Regions from separate parts of the Homo sapiens genome. Here regions 1 and 3 are each linked to region 2. The links are chromatin contacts, found by Hi-C or POLR2A ChIA-PET in ENCODE. All regions are on one chromosome and are shown on one strand. Each heading gives the region's core, a stretch centred on a gene start or an enhancer-like site at or near the end of the contact. The rest is flanking DNA. Distances are from core to core; before and after follow the strand shown.

The links. A loop is a pair of places that touch in the nucleus more often than their neighbours do. ChIA-PET counts read pairs that join two places held with the same protein, here RNA polymerase II (POLR2A). Pooled maps may share reads with other maps.
Region 1: a pooled map shows a loop between it and region 2 (2.5-fold over the local background). The contact joins two enhancer-like sites. A Hi-C loop is called at or near these places in 1 of 37 single-sample maps with no recorded cell type and 6 of 50 pooled maps. POLR2A ChIA-PET finds 5 or more read pairs at or near these places in 9 of 52 experiments (GM10248, K562, T-cell and 5 more).
Region 3: a pooled map shows a loop between it and region 2 (2.2-fold over the local background). The contact joins two enhancer-like sites. A Hi-C loop is called at or near these places in 9 of 50 pooled maps. POLR2A ChIA-PET finds 5 or more read pairs at or near these places in 2 of 52 experiments (OCI-LY7 and activated CD4-positive, alpha-beta T cell).

The regions. Positions count from the first base shown.
Region 1 is chr6:16,390,110-16,393,071 of GRCh38, forward strand. All of the region lies in intron 6 of ATXN1 (ataxin 1), which reads right to left. Among named protein-coding and RNA genes, the nearest start is that of GMPR, 150 kb to the left of the region's middle. Within about 2 kb of position 1,607, at least 5 of the 41 ENCODE cell types and tissues checked have a DNase peak (open chromatin) inside an H3K27ac peak, as active enhancers do.
Region 2 is chr6:16,471,271-16,474,657 of GRCh38, forward strand. All of the region lies in intron 6 of ATXN1 (ataxin 1), which reads right to left. Among named protein-coding and RNA genes, the nearest start is that of GMPR, 230 kb to the left of the region's middle. RefSeq lists an enhancer at 1,906-1,985. Within about 2 kb of position 2,026, at least 3 of the 41 ENCODE cell types and tissues checked have a DNase peak (open chromatin) inside an H3K27ac peak, as active enhancers do.
Region 3 is chr6:16,539,874-16,543,040 of GRCh38, forward strand. The region is part of intron 4 of ATXN1 (ataxin 1); the gene reads right to left. Among named protein-coding and RNA genes, the nearest start is that of ATXN1-AS1, 220 kb to the right of the region's middle. Within about 2 kb of position 1,683, at least 8 of the 41 ENCODE cell types and tissues checked have a DNase peak (open chromatin) inside an H3K27ac peak, as active enhancers do.

The DNA of each region.
Region 1 (2,962 bases), core at 357-2,856, 82 kb before region 2:
TTCCCAGGCTTTAAGTTAGCAGCTGGTCCCAAACTACAGACTCAAGTCCACCCTACTGCTACTAGTACTCTAACTGTGAGATCCTTGACCCATAGCTCTGTACTTGTTTTACTTCCCAAGAACTTCTGGCAATGGTAATTCTCACCTCTGAATGCTGATGTTTTTTCATTGCCATGTTTTCAGTATCTGTTGTCCTATCACCTTCCTGGCTAATCTTTATTACCCTCCATGCCCTGCATCTTGGGCCCCACTGAGAGCTTTGCTGGGAGTATGCATGCAAGCATCTTTCTCTCATACACTGCACTGCCTTTGGGATGCCTGAGTTCATACTATTTCCATAACTGCCCATCCCTGAAATAGATGAACAGTGGCCTTCTCTCTAGTTTAGAACTTGGGTTGTTAGACTCCTTGGGTCTATCTTAGCTTCTCTCCCTGTTTTCAGTTTGGATTTTCTACCTCCATTTGGCTTATCTATCTCTAGCGTCATATCTCCCTGATGATCCGTGGTAGTGGCGTTAATCCATTTACGAAAAACAAGACAACATAGATTCAAGGAGTCAAATAAACACATCACACACACACACACACACACACACACGCATGCACACAAGCAATGAAGATGGAACAGCAGAGAGTACACCAGACAAGAAGCCGTAAGTGTCGGTTCTAGTTCCAATTCCTCTCCACTGCAGCATCTCAGATGTAAACTGGCGTCAGTAACAGGTCCTGTCATCCACCTCCCAGGAAAATTGTCAAAGATAATAGTTATGGCCAGGCGTGGTGGCTCACGCCTGTAATCCCACCACTTTGGGAGGCCGAGGCAGGTGAACCATCTGAGGTTGGGAGTTTGAGATCAGCCTGGACAACATGGATAAACCCCATCTCTACTAAAAATATAAAAAATTAGCTGGGCGTAGGAGCACACGTCTGTAATCCCAGCTAATCAGGAGGCTGAGGCAGGAGAATCACATGAACCTGGGAGGCGGAGGTTGCAGTGAGCCGAGATTGCGTCACTGCACTCCAGCCTGGGTGACACAGCAAGACTCCATCTCAAAAAAAAAAAAAAAAAAAAAAAGTTATGAAGGTCTTCTGAAAACAAGAAAACACTATTCAGATGAAAACTATTATATTTATAGATTACTATTTTTTTTTAAAAAAAAGAAGCTCTTCTTTGAATTACCTATAATGCAACAGCAGCACCATCAAAATTGTGCACAATTCAATCAGAGGTTCTCAAACATGGCTGCCCATCAGAATCACCATTGTGCCTTTTAGGAAACACAGATTCTCAGACATTTGCAGTCTCTAATGGCCCTGGATTTTCTGGGCCAGTGCACAGGTAATGGTATTTTTTAAAAACATTTCCCCCAAGGGATTCTGATCAGTTAGGTTTGGGATCCACTTTCTAAAAATAACATGTTTCTCTGTGACGGAGGAAATTTAAGTATAACTATGATTCATGAATTTGTTATCTGTTTTTTTCTTCAGAGGATATCAGTTTAAGTGTTGGTTTTTAAACTGTAACTCTGAAGGCAAACAACTGGCAAGAGAGAGTTTTCAGGAAGAATGCTGGCTCTGGAAGGCAGCGGAAGGTTCTGGAAAAGCAATGTGTCCTATGAACTAGACTTTTCACCTGTAAGCATGGCAGGAAGAGGCTGTGCAAGGTGGTGGATGACTACAGGGCTTTGTTGTGGACTCCAGGCCTCTAATCCCTTTCAGTCTTTTTATTTCTCTGCCCTCAAAGCCCAGCAGCCTGGAGGGGAGAAGGCAGTGCCCTTGACTGCAGCCTGATGTTTCCTCCTGGCTTCTGGTGGCCTACGGTCTCCTTTACTGTAGGTTTCTGGAGCAAAAATCCAGCAGTCAGGTTACCAGGATCAGTGACAACTATGCAATAATTAGGGGCAGGCACCAGGAGGCAGAGAAACAGAGCTGGGTGGCAGAAACTCTATGATACCCCAAAGGAAACATCAACTCTTCTCAGAGGTGGTCAAGAACATGCCAGAAGCTTTGCCTGCCTGGTTGGCAGCAGAAATGGCACTAGCCAGTGATCACTCGTAACCTTGCTGCCTTCTTTACAGATGGCTGCTGTCAGGCTGTTTAATTTGGAGGAAATTCCAATGTCATCAGCAGAGACATGGCATTGGGGAGGGCTGCCAAGCACAAAGACAGAACTTGGCTTCCCCAGCTGATACCCATGGATACAGAAACAGGCTAGTCTTAACAATCTTTTAGACCTGACCTTAGTAGCAAACTGGATAACTGCCAGTCATAAAAGTGTTTCTAAAGTGGCCTGATTTTCTCCCCTCCTGTTAGGATCCTGGATGCTTGTAATGCTATTTATCAATGGTTATTTTGTGCTTACTGATGTGCAGACATTTTTTCCAACCCATTCTTTTTTTTTTTTGAGATGGAGTTTTGCTCTATAGCCCAGGTTGGAGTGAAGCGGTGTAATCTTGGCTCCCTGCAACCTCCGCCTTCTAGGTTCAAGCGATTCTCCTGCCTCAGCCTCCTGAGTAGCTGGGATTACAGGCGCCCGCCACCACACCTGGCTAATTTTTGTATTTTTAGTAGAGACAGGGTTTCATCATGTTAGGCAGGCTGGTCTCGAACTCCTGACCTCAGGTGATCCACCCGCTTTGGCCTCCCAAAGTGCTAGGACTAGAGGCATGAGCCATCGCACACGACCTCAACCATTCTTTATCTCTAAACTCACAAGACAGTGGTTCTCAAAGTGAGTCACCCAGGGAAAGCGGCATCATGATCACCTGTAAACTTGTTACAAATGCAAATTCTTGGGCTTTCCAGCAATCTGTGTTTGAACAAGTCCTCCAGGCAATGCCCATGCACTTGAAATTTGACAGTAACTCTCATAAGAGGTCACATGGCTCCCCTTAATGTAAACACACCAAAATGAAGTAAGAACCATTTTCTTTTAAGAAGTTTCAAGACCTTCAGACATTTT
Region 2 (3,387 bases), core at 776-3,275:
GAAATAATTCCCAACCATCACAATGTAAGTTAATCACAGGAAGTAATTTTGAATTTTCAGTGTCATCCTGAAACTGAACTATGGTTAGTAATTTGAGATTGAGATGAACGAAGTAAATGGAGATGCCTTAGAGCTCGGCATTCCTGAGTTTGCTGCAATGAGTAGTTAAGTTTGAAGAATCTAGATATGTGAATGATGTAATAGATAAGGCAGACAGATTGGATCAGAGGGGTTTTAATATTAAGATAAGTGACAATGATAGCTCACAGTCATGACCTTATGCCTATATCATAGAGTGACACTAGACAGCCAGTGAAATGCAAAGCAGCCATGTGCCCTGGATTAGATTCGCACCTCTCTGTAGCTGGGCAGCTTTCAGTAGAGCATGTCAGGAGTGTGCGTATGTGTGCATGCATGCGTGTGTGTGTGTGTGTGTGTGTGAGACAGAAAGAGAGAGAGTCTGTCATTGTAATATACAGGGAGTTTACATAAGAGAAGGTTGGAAGAGCAACAACAATTTGAATTAAGGTAGCCTATTTTTCTTTATAAGACACTCGGAATACCTAACAGGCCTTAACTTCATCAATCTCCGCACCATCTGTCAGACCTTAGGTTACAGTGACCACCCCCATGCATTAATCAAGAAGAGGCAACCAAGTGTGTAGCTTTGAGAAAAGTTCTGCTCTTTCAGACTTGACTGTATTATTAAAATTTCTAAAAAGGTAAACAACAGGAGGTGGTTTTAATCACAGTGTTGACTTTGATTGCATACCCATGTCCCTGGCAGCTTAGAATGGTTACAGCGCTTAAGGTAACATACAAAGTGCAGATGAGTAAGAAAAGAACCTGACAAAACTCAGTGAAATAACACGCAGGTGGCAGCATATGCACACCTGCGTCTTCACCCCACTTCCAAAAATAAGAAGATTCTATTTTTTTTTACTGTCTACTCCATACACTCTAGAACAGATTACATACATATTTATAAAGAGAAATGTATTGTTTCAATATTTTATGCAAAACTTCATGTAAGGTCATGTGTTTGTACAGCACAAAACATGGAATTGGGTATCTCTCCAGTCACCTATAAAGCTGAGCTCATCCCTTCTTCTGGCACTTGTTCTATACTGTGTTCTGGAAGCCAGACCAGATTGAACACAGCAAACCATATCTTCCTTTCAGTATAGAATGCAATGAGTCAGTGTTTATGCAATGATCTGCTATTAAAGCAAATAAGCAGAATCAGGAATTCCAAAACATGCCATGTTTTCATTTCCATTTCACATGAGTATAAAGCTCACCAAATTTGGGCACTTTAAATTATGAAGTCTCCTATCACACACTTCTTTATCAGTCCTCCACATAATTGTTTAACTAAGACTCTGATAAAAATGTCAAAAATGCTTGCCATGGTTCTCAGCAGCAAACAAATGCCTGCAGGCTCCGAGCATGCCCTGGGGTTTTTCAAACCCTCTCCTGTCTTTGAAAATGCATCCCATTCAGTTAGCAGTGCTGGTGATAAGACATGGCACGCAGAGGGTCTAAACCACCACCCCTAAAGGTGCCAGAGCAGAACCCTGCATTGAGTTTAATGCTGACAGAGCACTCCAATCAGTCAGTCTGTTCGAACTCTTTGATTGGAGAAAAGGTCAGAATCTGAGCTACAAAAGTGGCCTGCCTGCCCCTGGAAGATTAGGTCCTGGGTTTTTAGTTTTCCTTCTTGTCTTCCTCTGTTCCCACAATTCCCATTTATTTTCAATTATTTGGTTAGGGAAGGTGTCCCTCAAGGAAAAGAGCATAGGAATGAAGGCTGCCTGCCCTACTTGTAGACTCTTCTGTATGTTCTTTTTTAATGAAAAAAATTAGAAAACTTGGCAAATTATTATCTGCATCGCACACATTTTGATGCTCCCCTCCCTCAATTTTACCTATAAAAGATACCACTTCCAACATTTGAGTTATAACCCCAAGGACTGAAAAATACCCAGCCACTCCGACCCGATATCAGGCAGTTTCAGTGACAACAAACTGGTCCCCAAACGTACCGGTGAAAACCACACGTTCTCACTCTTGGCGACTTGAATTTGGTGAAATGAAACAGTCATTTCTATTTTTGCCTTTTGAAAGAGTTATGCTTAAAGGTGTAGTGAAAAGGTCAGATCTGGAAATTAATGGGTAAGCATGGTCCTATCCGAGGTCAGAGAAGCATTTTGAGAGTGCCCCAGAGCCTTTAGAACACATTGTTTATTTTGAGGTCAAAGGGAAAAACATGTTGGAAGGAAAAGAGTCTTTGGCTGGGTGATGACAATGACAAGAAGACACTTCCAGAGACTGGAATCTCTTTGACTCAGCCCCTTGGTAGGTGTTTATTTAGAACCCAAGGACATTGGAGTCTGGCAGGATCCCACAAAGGAGCGAGGTGAGGAACACTGGTGGAGTTCTCCCACCAGATTCATACGGATATTGCTGATGACCTGAGCCTCTGTCTTTTCTGCTCTACCTTGAAGGGCCTCCAACCTCTTTTCTGGTCACATTGTTCTGAAAGTACACGTCAGCTTTGAGCCACCTCTCAGTCAAGTCCTTCCATCTTCTCCTATGCTATCCCTGGGTCATCTCTTTGGAAACTTCCTGAATTGTCTAGGCTAACGAGTGTTTTTAGGCTTCTACCACCTAACCATGTCTCTACACATCTCATTGATCATGTCAACATCCTGCTTAAACTCTTTCAATGACCACTCCCCTGTCTTCAAGATAAACTCTAAACTCCTCAGCAGAACTTACTGAAAAGACACTTTATGATCTGGCTTTTTCTTCATGAGACTTCACATATGCCTGACTCCAGCCACTCCAAACTACTTGCTGTCTTCCAACATGCCATGTTCTCTCTTACCTTTGAGCTTTGCTCATGTTGTCCTCATGTGACTAGAGCTGGAGTTTCCCCATCCTTTGAACTGAACAAATTAAGTAATTTGCTTTGGTTAAAGGGAAATTAGCAAGCATCTTGAAGCAGAGCTTGAAAAGCACTCATGCACTGGGGCTTGCCCTTTCTTGCTGCTTTTGGGAACCCTTAGCCTGCAAAGTGAAGAAGCTCAGACTAGTCTACTGGAGGATGAGAGGCCACCTGAAGCAGAGACAAGCTGTCCCAGCTGAAGATCACCCATCTCTCAGGCAAACCAGCCTTCTAGTAGCTATGTGAGTGAGACCATGCTGGATTAACCAGTCCCAGCCAAGCTGGCCCAGACTAAAATAGTCCAGGTGACCCACAATCATAAGATTGTGGTCTTGGCCCTTAACTGTTGGGATGGCTTGTTACACAGTATATGCTAACTGATACATCCACTTTGTTTTCTGGTTAACATCTACTCCTCATTCAAGTCTGAGGATGAA
Region 3 (3,167 bases), core at 433-2,932, 68 kb after region 2:
AGATGACACACCGAAGGCAGAAAGATCCTCTCTGCAAAGCAAAGCCTTTGTTTAAGTCTGAGAGGAGTGCCAATCCAACCTCAAAAAAAGGAGAAAAGGAGAGGAAAGAGGATCCATGCCACAGAAACAGAGTACTGTTCGGAACTCTTTTCTTGACATGATGTTTCCCTTGCCTTTCCGCTCGAACACGGGATGCATCTTCTGGGGAAGAGAAAACTGGAAGTGCAATGACAGGGGACTGCAATGCTGAGAATCAAGAAACAGAATTTCACAGTGCATTGGTGAAATCACCAATAATAAACATTATAGAGTGCTTACTCTGTGTCAGTCTCTTAATTATTATTATAATTATTTTTGGAGACGGAATCTTGTTCTGTCACCAGGCTGGAGTGCAGTAGCATGATCTCGGCTCAATGCAACCTCCGCCTCCTGGGTTCAAGTGATTCCCCTGCCTCAGCCTCCCAAGTAGCTGGGACTACAGGCGCGTGCCACCACGCCTGGCTAATTTTTTATATTTTTAGTAGAGACGGGTTTCACCATGTTGGCCAGGATGGTCTCGAACTCCTGACCTCAGGTGATCCACCCACCTCAGCCTCCCAGAGTGCTGGGATTACAGGCATGAGCCACTGCGCCCGGAACTGATTCAGCTCTCCCAACAGCCCAGTGAGATGAGTTCTATTATTATTCCCATTGTACAGATTGGAGTACTGAGGCACAAGAGGGTAGGTAAAGTGCCTGAAGTCACACTGATAAATGGCTGCAGTTGGGATTCAAAGCCAAGGAGTTAGGCTCTAGAGTCACTATATTAAACTGCCTGGTTAAGAACAGCAATATTACATAATGTTAGGTTTGTGTTGTGTTTTACAGTTTACAAAATATTTGCACATGCTTTTTCCCTCTGCTTGGAATGGCTGTCTCATGTATTTACTTATGAGTTCCTCTCCCAACAGAGCCTTCTACTGAAAGGTGTTCAATACCGTGTTCATAGAGTGAAGGTATGAATAACTGACTCTAATTAATCCTTAAATTGCTGTGGGAGACAGGCTGAGAATATATGACTAAACTTGTTTTGAAATAAGGAAAATGAGGTTTGGGAAAATCAAATGACTTGTCTAAGGTCATATTGCTTTGAATATGAGCTCATCGTAACTAAACCAGTGGTTTAAAAAAAATTTTTTTTAACCACAGGACCTTTCTAAGAAAACTATTTTACATAGCCTCAGAATATCACAGAGCTGAAGGAGAAGCTGCCCCGCTGCCCCGGTCAATAGAGGCTGAGGGCAGCCCACAGCCTCAAAGTTTATGGGGAGCCTCTGGGGCTTTGCAGAATGCAGGCTGGGGACTCACTACTGCACCACGCAACACTACTAGGACACCTGACCCAGCCCTGAAACTTTGAGAGAGGGTGACCAACCACACCTTCAAGTCTCACCCATTTACGACTCTGACCCATGGGGGAAGGCAGAGGATTAAGATTCTTTCTCCTTCCACCCCAGCAGAGGGACCTGTTCTTAGCTTCCCAGCTTGAGCGTCTCTTTCTGTTTCTTTCTTTGGAGCTCTTCTGTATTTGTTCCTTTTTCAGTCCCGAGGGCTGATCACTGGAAACAGGGCAACCTCTGGTGACCTGGTTTTTCATCACCAGCCAGGGCAGAAGAAGTCAAAGTGTGCTCAAGGGCTTTGCACGCTGCTCCCTAGAACTGGACGCCTTTGAGAAATCTGGGATTCTTCCAGGCGGCAGACTTCATTCCACAGTGGTGGAAAAGCTGGCCAGGGAGAGAGAGCAATTTTGCAAGGCACAGTGCCGCACTTGGACCTGTATCCTGACACCGCCAAATCAGAGGAGGCAGAAAGCCCTGAGTGTTACAGAACGTCTGAGCTAGAGGAGGCCTCTAAGAGCTTTCAGTCCAGTCTCCTCATTTAATGAACACGGAAATTGTATCCTGCTAACGTAAAGTGACTTGGTCAAAGCTACGCAGTGGCACAACTAAAACTCAGGATTTCTGACATCTTGCCCCTGAGCACCCAAAACTCAAAGGACAGAAAGTACAATGTGAACTACAGAAGTAACCAAAGGACTTTCTGGTGATGTCAAATGATGCAAGACAGCAAAATGCTCAAGTTGGGAATAAATTGATAGGTGTATCTATTAAAACCATCTCTTAAGGCCTTCTGGGGGAAAACGCCACCACCAAGAATTACTTGAAGGCTTGTCAAGTGCTTTAAGGCGCTATAAGGCAAGATGCAACACTGAGAGACATTAAAAAAAGATAACCTTTTCCCCACTGCCTGAGTTGCTCTTGAGTGCCTAGTGGGTGAACAGAGGAGGGAGAAGCGCCCAGGCTTCCAATGGGTTCTCTGCACAGCCACACGGTCATTAGCATCCACAATCTGCATTCACTCCAGATGAGATTTCATCACCGCATCCTATTTATTCATTCCTTAATATAAATCTAAATTGCGCTCTTCAAATAGCAGAGAGCACTATGCTTCAGTAAGGGGAAAGAGAAACGATCACATTAAGAGACGTGCTGCTGCATTTTCATCTTCTCCCTCCTATGTTACTTTGGTCTTGACAGCCTTAATTCACACAGTGCTCCCGGAGCCCTTCCCTGGCTCGTCCCAAGGATCAGCAAACACACGGCTATCTTAGTTTTTCACACTGGGGCTCTCTCTAGAGGGAAAGTATGTAGCTTTCCACATTCCCAACTACTTGGGAGCCCAAGGTGTTTGCAGCAGCCAAATACAACTAACGAGTAGGAAAAAGACACTAAGAAATGCCACAATTGTGTCTGACACATTCAAAAGACAGTTGTCCTCCCATCCATGGAGGATCTGTTCCAAGACCCCAGTGGACGCCTAAAACCATGAATAGTACCTTTATGTATATCTACTATGTTTTTTCCTATACATATACACCCATGATAGAGTTTAATTTATAAATAAGTCACAGTAAGAGATTAACAACAAAAACTAATAATAAAATAGAACAATCATAACATTATACTGTACTAAAAGTTATGTGAATGTGGTGTCTCTCTCTCTCTCTCAAAATATCTTATTGCATGGCACTCACCTGTTTTTGTACCACGCTTGACTGTGGGTAATTGAAACAGCAGAAAATGACACCGAAGATGGGGGGTGGGGGGAACTACTGTATCAACCTGGAT